Linked DNA regions of Homo sapiens: all the other regions are linked to region 1. Evidence: chromatin loops called from intact Hi-C (ENCODE). Cell type or tissue: Caco-2. All regions are shown on one strand. Each heading gives the region's core, and the rest is flanking DNA. Links, peaks and the distances in the headings are about the cores only.

Evidence for each region. Hi-C counts contacts between places; a loop is a spot of excess contacts. Peaks named below come from ENCODE experiments on the same cell type or tissue, not always from the same donor. Only the 100,000 strongest peaks of a DNase experiment are listed, where the experiment ranks them.
Region 2: a loop joins it to region 1, with 13 times the contacts of the local background. A loop is called at or near these places in 12 of 110 quality-filtered maps.
Region 3: it touches region 1 in a loop (10-fold over the local background); 82 of 110 quality-filtered maps call a loop at or near these places.

Annotation. Positions count from the first base shown.
Region 1 is chr6:129,595,190-129,603,584 of GRCh38, forward strand. It overlaps ARHGAP18 (Rho GTPase activating protein 18), which reads right to left. Exons shown (of 15, transcript NM_033515.3): 11 at 5,453-5,659; 12 at 4,027-4,167. Among named protein-coding and RNA genes, the nearest start is that of ARHGAP18, 110 kb to the right of the region's middle. RefSeq lists an enhancer at 3,675-3,969. In Caco-2, for the core only: a CTCF peak has its summit at 3,247 (motif pointing right); no DNase peak of the experiment used is centred there.
Region 2 is chr6:129,771,642-129,780,036 of GRCh38, forward strand. No RefSeq gene overlaps it. Among named protein-coding and RNA genes, the nearest start is that of ARHGAP18, 66 kb to the left of the region's middle. In Caco-2, for the core only: a CTCF peak has its summit at 3,677 (motif pointing left); a DNase peak (open chromatin) is centred at 3,660.
Region 3 is chr6:130,017,443-130,025,837 of GRCh38, forward strand. L3MBTL3 (L3MBTL histone methyl-lysine binding protein 3) reads left to right here and starts at 1,139. Exons shown (of 23, transcript NM_032438.4): 1 at 1,139-1,222; 2 at 4,785-4,863. RefSeq lists silencers at 1,619-1,748, 2,699-2,938, 2,989-3,058 and an enhancer at 3,419-3,478. In Caco-2, for the core only: a CTCF peak has its summit at 3,762 (motif pointing left); DNase peaks (open chromatin) are centred at 1,119 and 3,779; H3K4me3 peaks cover 2,980 bases.

The DNA.
Region 1 (8,395 bases), core at 122-8,121:
TAAAATCATAGCTATTACCCCCTAAAAATATAGCACTACACCATTCACTGACTCGTAACTTCTTTTATCACATAGTAACATATTACGAATCTCTTCAATGTCAAGATACACATTTGTACACTTTCATGGTATTTCGCTGTATAGATATGCCATAATGTATTTAACTAGCCACCTCTGTTCTTTTGGATTATCTCTAATTTTGGTCAGTGTAAGAAAATGGCAATGAACTTAACCATAAATATTTGCATGTTCATGCTATTACTCTCTTTGGAGGAATATCTGAGTCCAGTGAAGAGCATGGCTTTCAGGACTTTGCCACATGCTGCTGTTCTCTGGAAGAACTCTACCAATTTATATACTCCCATCAACAAGGAAATTACCTACCATCTCCTACCTACCCTCCAATCTTACACTCCCTCAAATCTTTCCTTCACCTTTCAGCAGTTCCCTGTCATGCACAGAATAGAAACTTTGCTATCAATCTCTCTTAAGGCTCACTCCTGCTTTCCCTCTGCCCCTGTCTCTCTATGCACCTAAGTGGCCAGTTAGTATGACCTGATTTTCTCTCCAAACATTTCAAATATCCCCACTTAAATGTCCAATAGACATCATACTCAATATGTCCTAAATTGAAATCATGAAATTGAAAGCAATACCATCCTTCCAATTTCTCAGGCCAAAAATCAGAGTCATTTTTGACCTCTTTTGTTCTCCTACATGATTTCCATCAGGAAATCTCAATGGCTCTAACTTCAAAACAAAATCCAGAATCCAACCATTTCTCCACTTTCCGATGCTGATACCCTGGTCTGAACCACCATTATCTCTTACCTGGATTACAAGAACCTCCCAAATGATCTCCCTATTTTTCTTTGCTCCCTTTTAGTCTATTCTCAACACAACAGCCTAAGGAATCATTTTAAAACATAGTATAGATTTTCAAGCCTTTGCTTCAAACCCCCATTTCACTCAGAGTAAATCCAAATTTCTAATGATGGTCTATCTACAAGGCCCTATGCAATCTTGCCCCATTGCCCCTCTGACCTCATTTCACACTACCGTTCCCTCTGCTGGCTTCACTCCAGCTACACTCACTCCTTAAGGTAAGTTCCTGTCTTAAGGTTTTTTCACAGACTATTCTTTCTGCCTGGACTGAGTTTCCTGAGATATACACACAACTCAACTCCCTGCCCTTCTTCTTGTCTTTGCTTAAATGAATAATATCCAGACCATCTCAACTTAATAGTGCCAGGGGATCTCCTTCCCAATTCCCCTTGTTCTGTTGTTTTTATTACTTTTGGAGGATAAATCACATACTAACACATTATATGAATTACTTCCTAGATTTACTTTTATTTTTAGAATTTAAGCTCTGGAAGAGCAGTGATCTTTGTATGTTTTGTCCAATAATTTATATTTCAAGTACCCAGTAATTCCTGGCACACAGTAGGCACATATCAAGTAACTGTTTAACAAATGACAAAAGCTACCCCCAGGCAATTTCATGCCCTATAGTTTCATATTGCATATTTAAATGATTTGGAGGAGAGTCAAGAAACTACAGCAACCAGACAGAATGAAGGAGGGGGCATGGCTTACAGCAAAGTAGATGGTCCATGTTCCATGCAAAAGGAACGGCTCCTACTCAAATCCAGGGAATTGCTACCCTGATGGAAAGCAGGCCTCTTACTGCCAGAAGATGAGGGATGCCCCAACATCCATTTGTCATTAAGACGGTGGTTCAAACTTTCACATTAAATGTTTTAGCTTTAGAATTCTGGCAGTTGCCAGTTGGAAGCAACATGCAAAAAACTCTTGTTACTTAGTAACTTACCACATATCCACAGTATTTGAACTTAGCTTGCACCTCTACTTGTTCTGTAATTGCTTTGTGTGTCTATTTACTCTCCCTAATAAAATGGCATAATTTTTTTTTTAAATTTTGGCTATTGATTAGAATTTTTTTTTTTTTTTGAGATGAAGTCTCACTCTGTCACCCAAACTGGAGTGCAGTGGCGCAATCTTGGCTCACTGCCTCCCAGGTTCAAGCGATTCTCCTGCCTTAGCTTCTCAAGTAGCTGGACTACAGGTGTGTGCTACCACGTCCAGCCAATTTTTATATTTTTAGCAGAGATGAGGTTCCACTGTCTTGGCCAGGCTGGAGATGAGAATTTTTCTACCAAAATGACAGGCCAAACAGACCTCCACCATGGGCTGTGATGTCAGAAAGCTTCCACTGCAGGTTAGATGGCTCTTCTCTAGTGACACCTGAACAACACTGATTTATTTTTCACATCTCAGCTTGACTCCCCAGTGAAGCCTCTCTCATGCTTACTTCCTGTTTTGTAGATTACGGTACCCTGGTCAGGCTTCAATCACATACCTCTGAGCTACATCCCTTCTATATGCCTTCTCCTGGCTCCTCGAGGGTGAGCACCCAGCTCCCTGACTCCCTGGGAACACCTAACATAAAGTGGGGGCCTAGCACCAAGGTGGCAATAGCATTTTGTTGATGAGTAACTGAATTTCACATAAGGAAAGAAAAAAAAAAACTCAAAGAGGTAAAGTTACAGCTAATATGTGATGAAACTGATATTTAAATCCCAAGCTTTAAAATGACAATACAGTTTTTAAATAGTACAGAGATCATTCTCAGACCAGATCATGTCTAACTATGCCAAAGTGCAAACTAAAGAAGTTAATGCTTTTTTTTCCATAAATGACAAAATTACTAAAATATTCCATTTCCAAAAAGTAAACGTTTCAGTTTTTCTAAATATTATTTAAAAGGTACACCCCAAATGTTTCCTTAAGTAGATCCTGAGCTTCAGAATATCACAGCTAAATGCCCTATAAAAAGACAAGACTATAAAGTCACTTAATATGAATAAGAAGGGCTACAAAACAGACTTAATTCACATATTTACAATGGTCTTAGAGGTAACAGAACATTCTAAAGTTAACCAAATGCCAAAAAAAAAGGCTTTCTAAAAGCCTTTAGGATAATATCAAGGCCTTTCTAAAAAAATAAGCATATTTACAACTTCTCTTTATGTTTTTAAAGATATTTAAAACTTGATTTAAAATGTTTTACAATGCCAAGAAAGTATCATTTTTTAAGAGTGAGAGCTATAAATAAATCTAAGAGAAAAACTTCGTTTTTATGATTACTGGATCCATAAGCAGGCCAAAACCGAAAATTCAGACAAAGGCAGATAACTGCATTTTCACATTATTCCACAAGATGTCAGCATGTAACTGAACAACTTCAATGGTGGTGGTAGTAGGGAGGAGGTGGATTCACTTAAATAGAACAATAGAAACCCTTTCATTTCATGAACTTACGCTACAGCTTTGGTAACTTACTTCATAAATGTATATCCATGTATATTTTATTATTGTAAACCCAGTTCTTAATATACTCTTACAGTAGTTTATAAATACAGATATTTAGGTATTTCTTTTTTGAAACATCTTAATTTTTTTCTTTCCAATTTAGCTCTCAAAATTCTTCTGATCAAATTGAGAACCTTCAAATACTTATTAAAGTCCAGGAATAATCCTAGGCACAACACAAACATTAACCTATTTGTCCATCTGGATTAGTTATTTTTCCCCATTCTACAGATGAGAAAAATTTAGAAAAAAATGTCAGTGGTTCACATGATGTTATTTACTCACTATAGATTATATATTCAGTAGGCGACTAGAGTCTCCGCACGAGAGGTAGAGGTAGGGGTAGGGGTGTAGGGGTGTGTGTGTGTGTGTGTGTTCAGTCTTGTCTTGATATCTTCCTTTGTTCCCCATTAACAACTCACATGCTGAGTCACCAACACCTGACCAACTGTCAATACTGATCATTAGCAGCAGTAGTAGGAAGACAGTTACTGATGTCTTTCACTTACAAGTAGCACCACAGCCTAATAAGTGGCAGAAAGTCATACTATGAAAACATTAAATAAAAAATTTTGGTATTAAAAAAATACTTAAGATCTGAATAAATACATATCTCCACTATTTTCTTACATCATTTGTACTCTTATCTTGCTTTTCATATTTTTCTCGGTCATAAGCCATTTTCTTCAGCAATTTCTTCATGGCTCTTTTATCCTTTTTATGATTTTCCGTGTTTTGCTTCCTCACTTGGTTTACAATAAACTTGGGAATCTATAGAGAAAAGGAATTAAGCTTAGAGAGGAAAAAGAAATGCCACCATTTTAAACTACAAAAAAAAATTATATTTTTTTAAATTTCAAAAACAGTAAAGAGTTTCTCTTTTTGATAAGACTGCCATTTTACATGCACTATTCATTAAATCTGTGAAAAGAAAATACTTCATATTATTCACTTACCAGGTGTACAGGGCATCCACGTGGTATAATTTGCCACCCACTGTGGAAGGTTCCAAAAGAGGCTTTGTGAAGTTCAAGGACATAGTGGCCGTTTTCTATGCCAGACTGGAGACCCCCTGAGGTGACGAGCAGTAGAAGCCACCTCCGTAGGTCTTTCCTTTTGCAGCCTCCTACCTACAGCCCTGCTAGCTAACCTCAAGTCCCCTTCTAATAACCAGCTAGCCGCTGCTGTCATGAGAGAAAGAACTCCCCAAGAAACAAGAGCTGATAGGTAGCTAGCAAAAATCCAGAACAAATTTATCCTAAGAAATCACATTAGCAAAAACAAAATATTTTAAGGTATCAAAATGTAACCATGAAATAATTTTGACATTTCAAACATTGAGATTTAATAAATGGACATTAATTTTTTATTAAAAAAACACATTTGAAATCATCTACATCAGTTGTCTTTTTATGGATTATAAAAATAAAGACTTCAGGATCTAAATATCATCACTCTGTCTTTTTAACAAATTAATGTTTGGAAGCTCCTCAAATAAGAGATTGAAATATTCAATATTATAATTTTGCTTGGAATTCCTTTAGGTCATTTTTTCCTAAATGCTTATAAGATGCCTCCTGAAAAATTATAAATTTCATTGGAAAATGAGCACCTAATCAACGAAGCCTCTCATCCACTTCCATCCTCTGATAAGCTGTCAAAACAAGCTCAAAATAAGTGTAAAACAGAGGAAACCATTTTTGAAGATGTTCTCAGTTAATAAGGGTACAAAATGCATGCATCCCTTTCAATAAAGGGTCTATGAAAAAGAACTGAATAATCTGAAACCAAGATAGCATGGGCTTTTAAAAATACAGCAGGCCTAAACACTGAGAAATGGGAAAATAGGCAGAAGTAAATAAAAAGTACTTCTTACAAGGCATGTTTTGACATAATTTTAAAACAGAAATTCACAGGGCCCTCCTTACCTATATGAATAAAATGTTTTTAATATTTTCTGCACTCACAAATTTTAAATGTAAATTAATAAAGCTAATAACAAACATGCAATTTGTTTTTTAAACTACTAAGACCAAAGCATATGATATATACTTACTGTCCACAGAAGTTTTTGGTACTTAATCAATAAGTGCATGGTATTTGCTGTCCCAGCTGCCATTACAAATTCTCGCTGTTCACTGGACTTCAATCCCAATGCATGACACATAAAGAGATTCGGGGCCATGACCATTGCTACATTCATGACTGTCATTTTATTTTTTTCTTTATTATCTATTACTCTTTGGAGAAATTCAAGAAGGGCCTGAAACAGAAATGACTCTTTGAGATTTGTGTCATATATGAAGATAAAAGATTAAAGCACTGTAGCATATGCAATTTTTATTTCATTGAAAAAACAAGTTGTGTATAAGCACAGTCAACTAATCACATCCAGCAGGCCCTGTTACCAAAGCTTCTCCATTTGGTTGATGCTCCCTGAGATGGAAATTTGCTTCTACTAAGGACCATGGTGCTGGGGAATGAAGCAGAGATGGCACATAGCTGAACTAGGGAGCAGAGAGAGGAGTGGGGAAGTGTCAGACCTCTGGCCTATGGGAGTCATGGAGAGCTGAAAAGTAATGTAAAACATCATACAAACATTTGCTTATTTCAGGAAATGCTGTACTTTCCTATGTAGAGATTTTTAAAAATTCCCTCAAAAAGGGTCATTCAACTTCAGTCTCATTTCTTTAAGGCAATCAATATCTGGCTGATGTGGAACTTATAAAGAATGAGCCAGGCACTGGGTATGGTGGTGCATACCTGTAGTCCCAGGCACTGGGCATGGTGGTGTACACCTGTAGTCCCAGATCGGTGGGAGGATCATCTGAGCTTAGGAGTCTGAGTCCAGCCTAGGCAACAGAGAGAAACCCTCTCTCAAAAAAGGAAAAGAGAAGAGAAGAGAAGAGAGAAAAGAGAAAAGAGAAAAGAGAGAAGAGAGAAAAGAGAGAAGAAAAGAGAAAAGAAAAGAGAAAAGAAAAGAGAGGTGAGGGAATATTGTGATAGAGAAAGCGGGGAAATGAGGAAAGACCAAAGAGAATCTTTCTTTTTTTTTTTTTTGAGACCAGGTCTCACTCTGTTGCCCAGGCTGGTGTGCAGTGAGAGATCATAGCTCACTACAGCCTCAAACTCCTCGGCTCAAGTGATCCTCCTGCCTCAGTCTCCAGAGTAGCTGGGACCACAGGTGCATGCCACCATGCCTGGCTAATTTTTTTGATTTTTCATAGAGGCAAATTCTCGCAATGTTGCCCAGGCTGGTCTTGAACTCTTGAGTTCAAGAAACACTTCCACCTCATCCTTCCAAAGTGCTAGGATTACACAGGTGTAAGCCACCATACCCAGCTGAGAATTTTTTTTAAAATGAATGAAAAGAAACTTTTCATCAGAACAGGTTAGGTTATGCTCAGCTTGATGCCACGTACACCCACCCCTATTGCAGACACTCATTGTCCTCTGAAACTACCTTCTCCAAAAGGCAAATGCAGCTGAGGTCACCCTACTCTAACATGACTTAAGGCTTCAGATTTTTCTTTTGCCTTCTTCTTTTGTTCTAGAACAACAGTAACTATAACTGCACAGGTATTCAATGTTCTCTATGAATGAGGCAGTTTATGAAGCACGATAGAGATTACTTAATCCTAACTTGGAGACAGATGCTGTAATTACCTCCATTTTACAGATCAGAAAACAATGTTTGGAGAATGTAAGTAACTTCCTGGTGGTCATACAGCTAACAAATCCTGAGAAAGAATTTAATTACAGGTCTATCTGGCTTTTGTTTCTAAATTCTTAACTATTAAAAGAATCATTTTTTCAGAGTTAGCCTAAAATCCCTACCCTAAAAAGGCCAAATATACTATACTAAAATGGAAAAAGGAAAAAAAGTATCTATCTTCCAAAGAATTTCTGGAAAAAAAAATTCCTGTAAGTGCTAACAGGTTGCTTTTGAATCAAGTATAACTGCTATATAGACCTTGAAACTTTGAAACAAATTAAGGACAGAGCTTTAATATCTAACAATGAGATTTATGTATCTAATTTCTAGTACAGTGCTCAGGAAGTTAAATTGTAATCCAAGCATAAAGTTATATAAAACAACATGTTCTCAAATGAGGACAAAAGATTAATTGAAGTTTGGAAAAAATATTTAATTTTGTTCCACAGAGACCAGAATAATTGTTCAGGGACCAGTGTATCTCTTTCTTTATGAGCATAAATTACAGACATTAGGTAATAAACCGTTTTAATTGTGGTGTGCATATGTAATAACGTTACTCAAAATACTACTATCAGAATACTAGAGAATAAGAGAGAGAGTTGACATAAAATTAACGAGATGTTAGCCCAGCCCTTGCTGAAGGAACTGCAGAATTTTCTATCTGAACCTTCAGAATTTCCCCTTTATATATATATATATATAATTTCAATAGTTTTTGGGATATAGGTGGTTTTTGCTTACATGGGTAAGTTCTTTTGCGGTGATTTCTAAGATTTTGGTGTGCCTGTCACCTGGGCAGTGTATAAGCTACCCAATATGCAGTCTTTTATCTCTCACCCTTCTCCTACGCTTCCACCGAGTTCCAAAAGTCCAGTGTATCATTCTTATGCCTTTGCATCCTCATAGCTTAGCTCCTACTTATAAGTGAGAACATGCAATATTTGGTTTCTCATTCCTGCTTTACTTCACTTAGAATAATGGCTTCCGGTTCCATCCAAGTTGTTGCAGAGGCCATTATTTCATGCTGTCTTATGGCTGAGTAGTATTACATGGTGTATGTGTGTATGTGTGTGTGTCTGTGTGTATCTATCACATTTTCTTTATACACTCATGAGAACTTCTCCTGTTTCAAAAAATATTTACTTTATCACTGGCCTGGTGGTATCAATCACCGGGTTCACTCTCTGAAAAGCCAGGTTTGAGTACCAGCACAATTACTTAGTAGCTGGGTATGATGTTACATCTTTACATACCTCTGCTCTTTAAAGTTTTCTGATTTGT
Region 2 (8,395 bases), core at 291-8,290, 180 kb after region 1:
CCCCTCTTGGCCAAGGGGACCCCAAAGAAACCTTGAAAACTGAGTTTCCAGCCATGATGGGATGGGAGGTCAGACACCTTGTTATATCCCCTCCCTCACTAACTGCCATTAGGCTTTCATCCCTAAGGGTGAAAAAGAAGCCAGCCCTCTCAAAAGACTCTACCACTGATATCAGCCAAATGCCTGGAGCTGCCCTTTGTGGTTTCCACAAAACAACAGACTAGCATGTCTTCCTGATAAGAGACAACCATCTATAGAGTGGTCTGGCCAGTCTACAGAGGATGCACGATGAGGGTTTTGATGTTCTCTGCTTCACCTTTTGACATCAGAGGGCCAGAAACTCTACGCTCGGATCACGCTAATGCTGCCATTTTTTGTAGATGGGACCCATGAAGAGGCATGAAGCTCAACTGGATATGCACATTCTTCTCCTTTCATAAGTATTCGTGACTCCTATGGTTTATTGAATATATTTATATTGAATATATTTGCTCACCCCACCCAGCATAAACTCCTTTTCCCTTTGCCCCTCCCTCAAGTATTTGTCTCCAGCTCCTGACCAGAGGCTACACTTCCCAGCCTGTCAGAATGGCCACCTGCAGGCTACAGCCCTTTATGAAAACTAAAGCTCTCCTTTCTAAATTTACAAACCTCATCATTCTTCAGCTGACACAGTGGACATTGTTGATTGTCTTGAGAGAGTTGGCTTTTCTTCTAATAGATCCCAAATTAAGAGTCTTTATCTGTTCATATCCCCAAACAGTCCATTTGCTCCTGGAAAAGTTCACTAGTCTGATTCTCATTGATCTAATAGCAACGCCAAACTCTTGCCATTCATTGGTTAAGGAATGGGTATGTAAACCAATTTTAACTGATGAAAAGGCCAGGAAAGTTTGTGGCAGGCTTCAGAAAGCTTCTTCCCTTTTCTTTAGTGGATTTCTGAGATTCCCTCTTATGTCTTACATTTAAACAAGGAAGTGTACAGCCCCTAACACTACTAGAAACCATCTTTACACCTTGAAAAGAAGTCAACATTGTACAAAGTGAAGAGCAGAGATTTAAAAAAGGGCTACTGGTGATACCATTAAATTGATCTACCCACCCAAATGCCTACCTCATCTCTTGATTTGTTGGATTGTGAGCCAATAGAATCTGCTTAGAACCACTTGAATTGGGTTTTCTACTTACAGTCACAAAGCCTCTTGTCTGAGATATGCATTTTTTTCTTTCCTATTCAAAATGCTGAAATGATTAGGAATAAACTAAATTTTGTGGTATAGCATTTGAGAGTTTGTTCCTGGCCCCTTCTGTCTTGGAAAATTTGTCTCCCATTATATTCTGCTATGCACTTGACACTCTGGACATGCTTGGCTGCTTGATCTCACCATGTCATTTGCTATCCCACAGGCCCCTGCTTGTCCTGTATTTTCTCCTACTGAAATTCAACTCTTCAAGATCTAGAGTAAAAGATACTTCCCTCTGAGATAGATTTTCAAAATTAGTATTGCTTCTTTTTATATATTCATACATGTTGCTTGTACTTGTGTGTGTAAATCTGGGTCCTCCAGGAGCCAGAGCAGCCAGGATGGAATTAAACTGCAGCAATGATGTCTGAGGAAATGTGTGGGAGAGAACATGAAGACAGCCAAGGGAGGCTGGGGGAACTATCAGACTATAATGCAGTGAAGAAGAGAGAAAAGGGAAAGAAGCTGGATGCAGTATAGTTATCAGGAAAGTTCAGCAAGGGTGGTGGTAAATCCTCAAGCCAGCCTTTCTTCAGAAGAGTCTGGCTTCTTCCAGAAACAGGCTGCCCTAGTATGGCTGCCACTCTCAGTCGTTGGCTGGGAGCAGGCTACAGGAAGCTTGGTTTCAGTATAAAAGCTGTGATGCCTGTCATGAGGGGACCTTGTTCACTCCCTGCAGCTTTATACTCCCTGCAGCTTTACACTACCTGCAGCTGGAGGGTAGGAAGGTACTTGCTCATGGCTGCCATACTCTTTATTTATTACTCGTTCAGCCTGTCCTAAATTCTACATGTTATTTACATGAATCTCTTCCCTGCTGGATATAAACTCCTTAAGGGCAGGACCTGGATTCATTTTTTTGTCCCACTGTGTGTTTTCCATAGTATGATTCCAGTAGACTGCTGCTGTGTTACTGAAGTGCATTCTGGAATATATTGCCTCAGACCTCTATATTTGCAATTCCTTAAAAAAAGAATAGGAATAATACACCCCCTAAAGTCAATGAGAACTTGCTTTCATAAGATGTAAGATATTGTTCCATGATTAATAGTTTTAAAAAGTTTAATTCAGTCATACTCACCTGTCTTCTCCTACAGATCAATGTGTCTCCACAAAGAAGTTTGATTTTGAAATTTCAGCATTGATGAAGTAGTGAAGTAGAGCATTTGCTGATTAATACCCAATTTTTCACAAATTTAATCCCCAAGGCAAGTGGATGATTAAACTTGGAGTTAAATTTATAATGCACTTTAGTTTGGGCTGGAGAAAATTATTTCAGACTGGTATGATACACTCTACTATTTCTTCAACATTCATTTTTAGGCGACATGAAAGTGGATCTTTCAGGTACATTTTTTTCAGATAAAAGGAAGATTAATAGTGGTCACTGAGGAATAAAGGAGATTAGAAAAATCTGTGATTATTTAAGGTATAATATGCATTATTAAGCAAGGAGGAAAAGCACATAAATACAGGTATTTTGTCACTTCATTATACTTTGTAATGTTCTATGTACTATCAATTTAGGGTCAATCAATTTATCTATGGTTAAGATATAATAAATAGTGCTTGTATAAGTAATGGTCCAATAACGAGACAGAAACCACACAGTAATTTGAAAAGAGAATGCTTAATATAAAGAATCATTAACTATTTACAGAGAAAATTACAAAAAGGGAATAAAGATAAATTCAAGAATACCCCAAGACTGAGTGAGTTTACCCAAGGAAGGAGGCCCTCTCCAACACTGGGACTCAGAGCTCTTTGGTGTGGTTGCTGTCCCCTGGATGGTGGAGAAGTTCACTGGGTTGCCCAGGCCAGAGCTGGTCCACAATCTGCAGGCTGATAATCACAAGCTGCAAGTCTCCTGCTGAGGTGCTCATGGGCTAAGCTAGTAGGCAGGACACTGCCTTCTGGGATGCTGATGAGATTTTGTGGGGAGCTACCTGCTGGGCTGCTGTTGAACTGGCTGCGAAGAAGCTGGCTGGGTACTGACTGGAATCACCAGAAAACCAGAGTCACCTGCAAGAGGTTTTGTTGAACTGTCTGGGCACCCACAGAACTCACCAGAATCTACCTGCAGCAGTGTGCCACTGAACATACTGATGTGAAGCTAGCTGGGGTGACTGTAGAGCTCATCCAGAAGCTGCTGCTAGGAGAATGAGATGCCTGGAGAGCCTGCTAAGATGACTGCAGCCCTCCCCTGGAAACTGCCTTGGGAAGTACTGCTGTATCTCATTCATTACTGGAAAGCCTGCTGGAGCACTTTTGGAACCACTGCAAGACTTCTACAGCGGTGCTGCTGAAACTCCCTGGAAGTGAGCGCCACTGGGTGTCCTGAATGCCAGTCCAGCGCTGCAGAAGCAAGAATGCTGGAATAAAAACACCGGAACCAGGAAGAGACATCCCATCCTCCCGCAGTGTCCCTCTAGCGCCCTCTACTGACAATGCCTAGCATCATGCCTGCTGGCAAGAGGAATGCTTCTTCAGTGTCAGGCGATAAAAGAATGGATTTGGAGCTGAGAGGTAATAAATTGATAACTGACACAGTCCTTTTGTCAAAATCACAACTTTGTATTAAAATGCTCTCTTTCTCACTTGTCTCTTCCATTAGTAGGTGATATGTGTTTCAAAAGTGAGGATACTTTTTATATTTCATGTGTAACACAGCTCCTGGCACATATTATGTATTTACCAAACATTTGTGAAAATGTTGTACTGAATACATAAATATTGCTTCCTGTGCTAAAAGATTCACTTGGTCTGAGAGCACTAGGTCTGTACAAATTAGATGGCATAAAGGGAAGCTGTTGTTTTCATTGTTTGTACATAGAAGAAAAATGGCAGCAGTGGTGATTGACACATAGCACACCTGTAGAGTCACTATTTTCTAAAAGTGGGATTTTTTTCAGTCACTAGGAATTTCAGTTAGGGTTGAATGATTGGAAATCCTCCATAAATCTCTAGGGGAAAAAATTCTCCTTTATTGAGCAGCAGTACATTCTACTCAGAAATGTACTGTGAAAATGAAAAAAGCAGTTATACTAGTAAGCTGAATGATGTCCATTTCACACAAACTTTAATAACATGGAAAAATGAAACAAAATAAAAACTACTGGAATATATAACAAAAGTTTATTGTGCTTAAATATATATCAACAAGACCCGTTTCTTCGACATTTTGATTTAAGGACTGAATTTATGTTGAAGGTTGAATTACTTGAATGAGTTTGGGAGTTGAAGAATAGAGAGATGAAATTATTTAGTCAATATCAAGCATCAAATAAATGCCTCAAGTAGATAGAATAAGAATAAAAGAGAAAGACAGGGAGATTTATTTTAAGGAATTGGCTCACACAATTGTGGGGCATGACAAGTCTGAATTTTGCAGGGCAGGCTTGCAGGCCAGAGACTCATACCTAATATCTCAATTTGGAGGCAGAATTCCTTCTCCCTTGGGAGACTTCAGTGTTGTTGTTGTTGTTGTTTTTCTTTGTTTCTTTTTTGAGATAGGGTCTTGCTCTGTGGCCCAGGCTGGAGTGCAGTGGCGCAATCTTGGCTCACTACAGCCTCAAACCTCCTGGGCCCAAGTGAACCTCCCACCTCAGCCCCCTCGAGTAGCCGGTACCACAGGTGTGTACCACTACACACAGCTAATTTTGCTTATTTTTTGTAGAGACGAGGTCTCACTATGTTGCCCAGGCTTGTCTCCAACTCCTGGGCTTGAGTGATCCTTCTACCTTGGCTTCCCAAAGTGCTATTACAGGCGTGAGTCACTGTGCACAGCTAGTGTTTTTTCCTTAAGGCCTTCAACTGATTGGATGAGGCCCACTCACATTATAGAAAGGTAATATGTTTTACTCAAAGTCTATGACTGGTTTAAATGTTAATCATATCTAAAAAGAAAAATCTAGATTGATGACTGAATGTCTGGGGACCATAACCTAGCCAAGCTGACACATAAAATTAATCATCACAGCATCTAACTTCATTTGCAAAATCACCTTAGCAATGAAAACACCAAAAGCTGACAAAGATAATTGAGACAGAGAGAAACTATTAGCGCAGTGTATTAGTCTGTTCTCACATTGCTATAAAGAACTATCTGAGAATATATAATTTATAAAGAAAAGAGATTTAATTGATTCACACAGTTCTGCAGACTTTACAGGAAGTATGGCTAGAGGTAGGCCTCAGGAAACTTATGATTATGGTGGGAGGCAAAGGGGAAGCAGGCACATCTAACAAGGCTGAAGAAGGAGGAGGAGAGTGAAGGGGGAGGTGCTACACACTTTTAAACACCCAGCTCTCATGAGAACTCACTATCACAAGAACAGCAAGGGGGAACTCTACCCCCTTGATCCAATCACCTCCCACCAGGCCCCTCCTCCAAAATTGGGGATTACAATTAGATATGAGATTTGGGCAGGGATAAAAATTCAAATCATATCATGCAGAAATAATAAAGGAAATAGTAACATATAGAATTTAACAAAGCATTACTGGTATAAAATATTATGACCAAGTGGAGTTCATTGGATGAATGAAAAATTGGGTCAATATTAGGAAATATGTTTAAATCCCTACATAGATTGAAAGATTAAATGGAAATTGAACATGTAATTATCATAGCAGAAGCTTAGCAGAACCATTTTTCTGGCCAGAGGAATTGAGAAAAGGGAACTTTAGGAGTCTGAGAATGTGGGGGAATCCCTGAAATGAGAGAGCTGGGCAAGAGAATTCTCTAACTATACAAAAAAATCTGACACAAGCCCCCACTTATAGCTTATCTCTGCATGTGCAGAACATACCCAAAGAAGCACAGCAAAGGCTTTGGGAATGGAACTATGATATAAAACAGGGACAAATTCACAGACTGGCCCATGCACAGGGTGGATTCATACAGCATAGCACAGCTTTGAGAAATGAACTTACAGTGGAACCATAGTCTAAGATGGAACTTTTAGTCTGAACATTGACTGATTGCTGACATCAGTTAACATTCTCCACAGGAGTTTAACAGGACCGAGTCTCACAATATAATATTCAAAATGCCTGTGATAAAATACAAATGTATGAAAAGTATCACAAAAATCTAACCAATTAAAGTAAATGTTCATCTACAGATGCCAACTCTGAGATGACAAGATGCTAGAGTAACTGGACAAAGCCCACTATTCAGGAATCAAATAGACTGAAGTGTTGATGTACTCAATAGAGTGGCTAAATCTCAGTTGCACGTGTTAAGTGAAATAAGCTAGACTAAGAAGGGTACATTCTGTATGATTCCACTTATATGGCATTCCAGAAAAGACAAAACTACAGAGATGGTGATCTGTTAAATCAGTGGATGTTTACAGTTAGGCATGAGGGGAGGGACAGACTACCATAAGAGTCACAATGGAATCTGGGGGGCAATGAAAAGTTCTGTATCTTGATGTTGGTGTGATTACATGACTACCTGCATTTGTCCAAACTCAGAATGTACAGCAAGCCAGGTGTGGCAGCACATGCCTGCAGTCCCAGCTATTTGGGAGGCTGAGATGGGAGAATCGCTTGAGCCCAGGTGTTCGAGGTTGCAGTGAGCTGTGATCACACCACTGCACTCGTGGTGACAGAGTGAGACTCTGTCTCTAAGAAATAAAATAATAATTTTTAAAACTTAGAGTTTATAACAAATAGAGTGAATTTACTTTATGTAAATTTAAAAAGAAATATTAATAATTTTTTTAATTACTCTCTTTCATGCTTCTGAAGAATGATTGAACTCTATTGATGCATCTCCCATCTTACATATTAATATTGTGGCAGCATTTTCATATTCCCTTGTTTTTATAGCTGCAAACCAGTCATCACATGTATTATTATTTTATACCTTTAATCTTTTGTTTTTAAGATTTATCAAGATGTAAAAAGTTCTTTTCTACTCCTTGCATCTCATTTCTTCCTGAAATTAATGTTCTCCTCCCTGAAGTACCTTTCTTAATAATTCACTCAGCTCCATTTGTAATTTCTCTCATGTTTTTTTTATCTTAATAGCCATTCATTTTGACCTGACATTTGAATGATAGTTTATCTGGGTATAAAATCTGGTTTCTCAGTTATTTTCTCTGAATATTTTGAATATATTATTTCACTGTCTTTTCACTGGTATTGATGCTGTTTATAAGTCATTATTTTGCCACATTGTTTAACATCTTCTCTCTGATAGTCAGTCATTTATCTAAGTGTGTACGTAGTTTTGCTATCCTGTTGAGTACTTGATTTGACTTATGAATGTTGGGTTCTATCTTTATTAAATTCTGAAAACTTCTATTTTATGTCATTTATAAAATTTTCCTCTTTTCTATTTTCTCTAATGTCTTCTTATGTAAAACCAGTTATATGTATGTTGAACTTTCTCATTCTGTCTTTCATGTCTTTTCATTTTTCTCTCACATTACCTATTTTTTATATTGTGTTGCTTTCATCTTCTCAGTACAATTTACCAATTCACTAGTTCTATTTATAAATATAATCATATGTTTAATCTATTCAATATTTTAAAAATTCTAGTGACTATAGATTTATTTTCTACAAATCCATTTCTTTTTGTTCTTAAAATTACCTGGTAACTTTCATAGTGATTTATACCTTTCTCATATTCTTGTTTATTTAGTTTATACTACTTTAATTATTTAAACATAATCATTTTATAGTTTGTGCCTGATAATCTTATTCTTGATGTTATTCTTGGGGTTTAATCATATCGTTTTTTTTCTCTGCTGACTCTTTTTGTGGTGCATTGTTTCCTGTGTGTTTTAGAATTGTAGATTATAAACTTATCTTCCCAGGACTTTATAGTGTGAATCCTATGTAATGTGATTTGACATACCACAGGATTCTAATTAATCCAAGAATAAAATTTATGTTAACGTATACAGTTACCAGACTACAGAGATGATGGAAATTCAAACCTGAAACCTGTGTAATTGGGTTCATGATCATAAATTTATAAGAAATGTTTTTCTTTCTTGATTTTTTTCAACCACAGCCCTGGCTAAGACTAAAAGTTTTCCTCATCACCTACCTGTGCTACGGACAGATAATTTTTAGTCTACTCTTCTCTATGTATGTGTATAACTTCAATTGCTTATCTTTCTATAGACCCA
Region 3 (8,395 bases), core at 73-8,072, 420 kb after region 1:
AATTCAATCAAGAATAATATTCCCTACACTGGAGAAGGATTTTTAATATAGAACTTCCATCTGTGATATATTTAAATTCTAGGCCTCAGGCAGCAGTTTCAGAAAAGGGCCTCCTTTACCCTTTATTAGATGCAAAATAGTCTACTCTGGGGATGGGAACTTCCTTTTACCTCCCCCCCCCCGCAAAATCTAAGACATGCTTCCCTCATTCCTAAAATCACACATGCTTTTTTTTTTCACACAGCAAACTCTGCTATTGACATCAAAATGTTTATCAAAACTTTAATTACTCGAATTATTTTGTAAGTACTCCTATTAAGTGGAAAAGACCAGTGAAGCTGTCCAAACGGCGGCCCGCAGTCAATGCGCCGAAAGCTGTCAATACTGAAATGTAATACTCTCTTGATCTAGTTTTGACGCTTTAACAAAGACAGGTTTTGCCATTTAGGACCGCTCAGCCATCTTGACTGAATACCTTAAGAGGGTAGTCCTGGACCTGCTTATTGCCAAGGGACTTTCACAGTGTTCTAAGTTACTGTAGGAATCTCAGCCTATTACTCGACAGAGGCCTAACATGTTGGAGCTGTCAATAAAGATCCGCACTTAGGAAGCGGAAAGAAGGCACAAGTTTTATATGCACACTTTCTTTATTATGCATTGTTCCAGCCATCAAAGAGAGGGAGATTGTACTCTCCCAAAGCTTACAACTTTGTTACTTTTCATGACCTGTAGCATGTATTTAGCCTTTGGGCAGTGTTTGTGCAAGACTAAGGCCCACTCTTTAATGGCTGAATGCATACATTTCACAGCACATGGTGGATTCGCTGCTCTGAGAATTGCCTTTAAAAAAAGTAAAGTGAAAAATAGACAAAGAAATCTGGAACCTTAGCAGTGTTTCCTATTTGTTTGGACTGTTCTTGAACCAGCTCTGAGGCGGTGACCGGGCTATTGAAAAGATGCACCTGAAACAGGATCTGCGGGCAGCTGCATTTGCCACCCGGCTTTATTGCTGCTTTCCAGCGGCGAAGGCGCAGCAGCAGTAACAGGGAAGCCAGAGCGAGCCTCCCCGGCAGCGGCGGCGGCGGCGGCGGCACCGGCACCAGCGCAGTTTCCCCTCTCCCCAGCCCTGACTCTACGCGCACATGCGCATTGCGCCCGCAGCCCTGGACCATTTGTCAGGACTACTCGTGAGACGGAGAAAAAAAAAAGAGAAAATTTGGGGGTAAGAAGCGGTTGATCGGATCTAATCTCTAATTAATCTGAAGATTTGTCCGTGCAAAAGCCATTCATTTATTTTTCTGGGTGAGGATGAAAGTTAAGAGCCCTATAGAGGGAAGGAAGCGCACCCTCGTCTTGTGAAACAGATCAGGGGAGGGGAGGGACAGAAGGGGTTTCTCCCCCACTTCTCTGCGCCTCTGGGAAAGAGGAGAAAACTTAATCCCGGGGAAAAAAGTGGGCAAGTGACTCGGAAACGGCTGGAGGGGGAGTCTCTGGGCATCTCACTCTGAAGTAGTGAGTGCGAGTGTGAAAGAGGAACAAAAGAGAGAGAAAAGAGAAAGGAAAAAATGGGGGGAGGAGAGACTTGTATTTTTTTCTTTGCGCGCACACGGGGAAGGGTGTGGGGGGCCGTGCGGAAGGGAGCCGGGGCGAGGCGGCCGCGTTGGGCTCAGGCTGGCGCGCAGGCGGCGGGATGCGTGTGGCCCCCTCCCCCGCGCCCCCCGAGCTTGTCACTTTGGTCGCTTTCGTGACACCGGGCGCGGGGTGGGGGAGCGCGGCGGCGCCGGGCTCCACCGGGGTGCGTGTCCGGGTGGGCGCCGCGGAGCCGCAGCCCAGGCGGCGAGCGCGGCCGCCGAGGCGGGGGGCGCCGGCGGGGGGCGCGGGGGCGGCCGGGGCCGCGGATCGGTGCGGCGGGAGGCGCGAGCCCCGCGCGCCGCCCCTGCGGCCCCCTCCGCCCGTGTGGCCTTTGTGCCGGGCGCGCACCGGAGAGCGAGCGAGCGGGCGGGCGAGCGCGAGAAGTACAAGTACGGGAGACCGAGGCAGTGGGAAAAGAGGCCGGGCCACTTTCTCCCCTTTCGGGCTGCGGAGAATGGACTGGTTGAATGTGCAGGCGCGTCTCCCCGGCGTGTGCTGTGTGTGTGCGCGGCGGAAAGGCCTGCCCGACTCCCACCGCGCACACGCACACTCACACGCACGCACACACACGGACCCGCGGCGGGGCTCGGCGGCCGAGAGTTTGCGTGGCTTCCTCGCCGCCTCCCTCTTCCCAACCGAGTGTGTGAGAATTTCATATAGATCAGCTCCAATTTCCGCCATTTTGGGAAAGTTGCACAAAAATAAACCCTCCGGTTTATTTCTGCCCGAGGCAGGAAAGTGCTTTGGGAAGCGAGGCGGCGCGGGCCCGCGGCGGCCGTCCGCGCGGGAGAGGGCGCGGGCCGCGGGCCGGGCCGGGAGCCCGCGCCGTCGCGGCGTTCGCCCCGCGCCGTGCCGCGCCGCGCCGGCCCGGGTGCGGGCGCGGGCGCGGGCGTGTGTCGGGAGGCGGCGGCGGCGGTCGCGGCGGCGGCGGCCGCGCCGGGGCGGCGGGCTTGTGGGGGGAGGGTGGGGGCGGCGCGGGGCTGCTTTTCCTGCAACTTGTTTACGCCTGCCTTATTCTGGGGAGGAAAAGAGGGGTCGGGGCCGGGGCCGGCGCCGGGGCCACCGCCCGCCTCGCGCCGCGTGTGTGTGCGGTTCCGGAATAATGGGCTTTGCACACTCGCGTCCTGGGCCCCGCGGGCCGTCCTCGCGCCGCGGCGGCGGGGCGGGGGGAAGTAGAGGCCGGCGGGGGTGGGGATCGGGAAGCGCAGGAGCCGAGGCATCCGCCGCGCGCCCCGCGAGCTGGTGGAGTGTGGGGGCCGCCGGGCGGGGAGAAAAACTTGAGAGCCCTGGAAGGGGAGGAGGGCACGGTGGCACGGGCGGGGGGAGGGCGCAACTTTTGGACTGGTGGTAAAACTTTAATTACCTTTAAAGAAAAAAAGGCCCTGCGATTCCCCCCTCCCCCAGTCCCGGTCAAAGCACAGCCCGCAGCGCGACCGTGAGAGAAAGTTTAAAAGCGGGCGTGTTCCTCCCGGGTCCCCGCGGAGGGCTGGGGGCGTCGGTCTGTCCGTCGCGCTCAGAGGGAGGTGGGGGTAACTAGCCGCTTTCCAGGGCGCGGGGACCGCGGCTCTACCCCACCCTTCCACGGGAGACGGAGGTAAACGTTGCTTCGGTTTCCCTTCTGAGTCCCCCTGCTGCCACCACCCCGCTTCCTTTTCCTCCCCCTCCCCGCCGATTTTTTGAGGGGACCCGAAAAACGGAGTCCCTTTCCTTAGGCAACTTCCTCGGGCGCTGTGAGCACGGCCCTCCCCCTCACCGCCCCCACCCCCAACGCCTCGCATCCCTTGGCCCGCTTCTCCACCTCGGGGCCACCGCCAGAAAAATGCATTCGAGATCATTCAGAGTGCACAGAAACAAAAATAGATTTTTAATTGTTAGGTTAGGGGAAACTGAGATGAGAAATAAGAATTTGGGGTGGGGGGGCGCGGCCGGGGCGAGTGCGTCCAGTTCTCCTTTTGGTTTTCCTAGAGCGTTGTTTGTGATGTCTTTATTGGTTTAGGGAGTCCGAGAGGCTCTATGCTGGCTATCTCGGTCGCGTGGATTTTTGCGCAAGTTTTTAGAAAAACACTGACTCGAGTAGAGAGCATTTCTCCGGAAAGTTTCAAGTGCAGCAAAATAGCGAACGTGCAAAACTGGCCAAGGGGAGACCTCTAGTGGTTGAACGCGTCTTTTAAGTTCGGAAGGCCGAGAGCAAAGTTTGGCCTTTACTCGTAGCTACGTAGTCCGTTCAGACGTGGAAGTAATTAGAGGACCTGAGCGAGCAGCCAGATGTTGTGTGAAAGGATGCTGATCAGAAATTGAAAGTTTAGTAAATCGAAGCAATGAATTCTGAGGACTCAGACCCTGTAACTTCCATCCGACATGAGTTATATGGGAAAGACACTTTGCTTTTATTCAGAGATTTGAGATTGATCGCTCCCTGAATTGGAAACAATTGTTTGCTTTTGCATTTATCGGTGTCTGTACCTCTGATCAATTTTTAATTAACGAGTCTCAGCTGATGACTTTATTTTGAATGTTAAGAAAACTGCTAAGTTGAAATGTGTTTAAAACTTTGAAGAAATGGAAAAGACCTTTAGTTGAGATTTGTCTTTTATATGAGCTGTTCATTTTACTGTCTGATAAGTGTAAGGCAATTTTATATAGTTTCTTAGCTGTATAGTTATGTATAGTCCGAGTAAGTAGTCCCTTTTGGTTCTAAGACTGTAATTTTGTTTCACTGAGTACGAAATTATTTCTGAATACTTGTATAATTTGTGATTTAAAGTCCTTAAATACATGGGCAAAAATTTTATGTAATATCTATTCTTTTTCCAGTGTGTTTTCTGTAAAATATCTTTAATTTTAAAGATAAAAGCAGTGAGGGAAATTAAAGTTGACTCAAATGATCCTTGTAACTTTCACCTGCCTGTCATATACAACAGGAGAGACGTTATTGGGTGAATTTAGGACATGGGAATGATACGAATGATTAAAATCCATTTCAACTCATCTAGAACCAGCTTATTTTATTTTAATTTACCGAGTGGCATGGTGTAAAATTATGCCTAAGTGATTCAGAATGTAAGCTTCTTAACTGGGGATGGTGGATTTGAAGGTTTCTTTTTGATGACAGTGTTTTGATTTTACCTTCCCTCTCTTTAAACCAATGCTAGAACCCTTAGGAGAAATCTTGAGAGTGGACAGCAATTGTGAAGATCGCCAGAGAGTTCTGTGTTTCATCACCGCCGAAAGGTAAGACCCACTTGTTGAAATAAATTGCTTGACATACCTGCAAATGTTAAAAAGCTGCATTTGGAGATCAGGAAGGAGAGTATGAGACTGGGTTGGCAGAAAAACATCATTTTGTGGGGCTGCTTTGAATGCATGAATGTATTGACACTAAATGTAATTGTAGTTTGGATGAAACATTAGGAAGTTAGGAGATTGTCCTGGATAATCTTTGTATTGCCTTACTTACTAGATTCTTAATTAGCATTTTAGCACCTGTTTTCTACTGAAAGTAAATGTTTTATTCTTTGGAGTTGAAAAAGTGGAAAAACTGGAATAAAATGATTGTAAATTAATATAAGTGTTACATTGTTATACAGTGATATGGAAGATTCTGGAACTCTAAATGTCTTGGGGGGCCAGTGGTAAAATTTTGTGAATGAAATTTACATTGGGTGCTTTGGGGGTATTTGTCACATAACTTCTATGGCTTAAATCCAAGATGGGCTGACTTGTGCCAAGTGCCATGTTGCAGGGTTATGAGTGAGTTTCAGTGTGTTAGCTTAGACTTGTCAACTTTTGAACATACTTCCACAGGGAATACAGCTGTTGTCTACTAAGATCTCTTTAGTAATTTTGGAGGGTGTTGGCTTCTTTCCAATACTCCAGGTCCTTCTTTTAGGGCAAAGGTCATTCTCAGGCAGAGGGGACAGCCATCTCTGAAGGTAGAACATTTCAGTACATTTTTGCTACTCCAGTGCTTTCTACTGTTTATACCTTTTTTTTTCTTCCTTTAATCTTCCCCTCTCCTTTTCTGCCTGTTTTCCTGCCCTCTCTGTCTTGAGTAATAAAGGGGTCGCTAAATCTTGTTTGGCAAAAACAAAAGAAAACCAAAATTAGCCTACCTTTTTAGAGCAGAACTAACAACCTTCATTGGGCCAGGTGTAATCTAGAAATCAAAATGACTAATTATTGATATAAAAATGATTAACAGGAGTTTATTGTCATTTGCTGCTTGTGGATCATTTTGAATTGTATAATTAGCAAAATAAGTAGATCTGGTCCATGTGGATATGCAGCAGAGACAATGGGGCAAGAACAGCTATAGGAAGGTCCTGCAGACAACTAGGGTTCAAGAAGAGTAAAATCAGTTTCCTAAGATGGTGAATTTCATGTTTAAATGTGCTGAGTTGAAGACACTGCTTATTTTTCTTTGTCTGCGGAGTCACTGTGTCTGTGGATAGAATGCTAGAATAGGAATCAGAAGACTAAATGTAATAACTAGATATATCACCTTGTATATGTCACTCTACCTCCTTCAGCCTCCATTTCCTCATCTACAGAGCGGGAACAGCAATACTTGCCTTGCATCTTTTGTTAAAAGAATCAAATAAAATCAGATTTTGAGAACCATAAAGAGTTATTCAGATGTATAGTGGTCATATCATTTTACCTTCGTCCAGCTTTATGAAGGGCTGGAGGTAGATTGTCTAAGTCAGAATATAGTGATTTAACACTTGGCTAAAACTTTTAGATTGGTTTCTGATGTGTGTATTGTATGGACTTCTCGGAATATTTCTAGGAGTATATCTTGTCTTGAGAAAAAAGTAGTTTCCCTTGTATACTATTGGCTCTTTGAGGGAAGAGACCATGCTCTAACATGGTGCGGAATACAAAACCGGAAATTTATTTATCCCAAACTAGTCATTTAATAAGTAGAAGGAGTAAATGAAAGAAATACTTTAAAATGATGCCTAATTGTGAAAATGGTAGGGTGATGAAAGTAGAAGGGTTGGTGTGAGGGGAATTAATGTACTGTAATTAATATTTTAGTTGCATGAGTCTGCTGGGAGATGAGGATGAGAAAATAGGTAACTGGAGTAGTAATGATTTAAACTAACTATAGGGGCCAGAACATGAGTCCTCCGAATGACTGAATTTAGGAAATGTCCAAGTAGGGCTTTTCCTCCTTGTTTTCTAGACCTCTTTGGCTGCAATCTAATTATAGCCAACTATGTAAAATCTAGATTAAAAAAATTGTAAGTACTATCTATTATTATTTTTGATTTGATGCTACTGAACCTGACAAAATAAACCCTGACAGGTTTTAGTTTTACTTCATCTCCACTCTTTGGAGATTATCCAATCAATGTTCTAAGAATCCAAAAACCCAATAGGAGTGGAAAAAAGAAGTATATGTCCTGTTTAATTAGTCCCTGAGTAATTGAGAGTTGATTCTTAAAGAATTTTGACTGGGTTGGTAGTTTATTTTTAAGAATTCCATATTTCAGCCAATGCTGTTTATAGTAGTGCAGTTAGGATGGGGAATTTATGAGAGAACTTACTTTATGTGGTGGGTGGGATGTACCGTTGGCATCCCAAGGATGGATAACTTGAGTGATCCCTGCGGTATTGTTTCTACTAGTTACTTAACCAGTTTTTTTCTGAGCTCTTATGGTGTTGAACACTTAAAAGACGAGATCCTTGCTCTTGAGGAGTTCTAGAGATCCTTACTCTGGGACTAGACATAATGAGCTCTTCTAATAATAGTATAACAGTTGCACATGGTACCATTAGGAAAGGATGAGGGCTCTAGCACTCTTTGGAGCTGTTGAACCAGGAAACATGGATTTCTGGGCTAACTGATGCAGGACCATGGCATATCATCCAATACACATGGCACAATATAATGCATTCCTTTTTTAGTGCTTCGCCTTCAGAAATGAGTAAGAAGCCCTTCACCCACAGTCAAGGAATGTCTAGCAAGAGTCTAGCAAGATGGATTGAGGCGATTCTTTCTTTGACCAGTGTGTTCACAAGGTAACTTTCTGGTGAAGATCTACACTATCTTCCACTGTTACCACTTGCCACTATTGAGGGATTTGTTCCTCACAAGGATTTGGGAATGCTTATAGTATAGGTAAAGATAGTGTCTTTAGAGAGAACTATTTATATGTTCATATGGGTGCACATTTATATGTGACATCTTGAAGTTCAGCGGATCCATGGAAGATATATTTTCTAAAGGGCTTCATTATCTAACAGGAATATTCTCAGATTATCTCTTTACTGTATTAAATTATTTCATTGGTGGTTGTGGATGTAAGTCAATAGTGGGAAATGATGAACGGATTTGTATTGACTGTGGCAGCTATGCAGTGGGTGGATGAAAAGAAGCACCAAGAAAGGGTATCCTTGATATATAACTAAGCTTGATTTATGAAGTAAAATTGGGAAAGACCTTTAGAAAATTCCCATTTGGGAGACAAGATAGTTTGGAGGAATGAACAAGGATCTTTGAGAGGAACTTGAGTAAAGTTAAGTTGGGTGATCTTGGATGAGGGAACTTTCCTCATAAACTGTAGTTTCTTTCTGAGTAGACTTGGAATTGATTAGTTGGATGGTGATTATAAGAATGATATGTATATTATATGTAACAGTAAAATGCCTTCTGCATTATTATTCTTTCTCCCATATATACTGTAAATCATTGTTTTGTGTTCCACCAACAGATACTTATTGAACCTCTATTTTGTCTAAATTACTGTTGTGAACT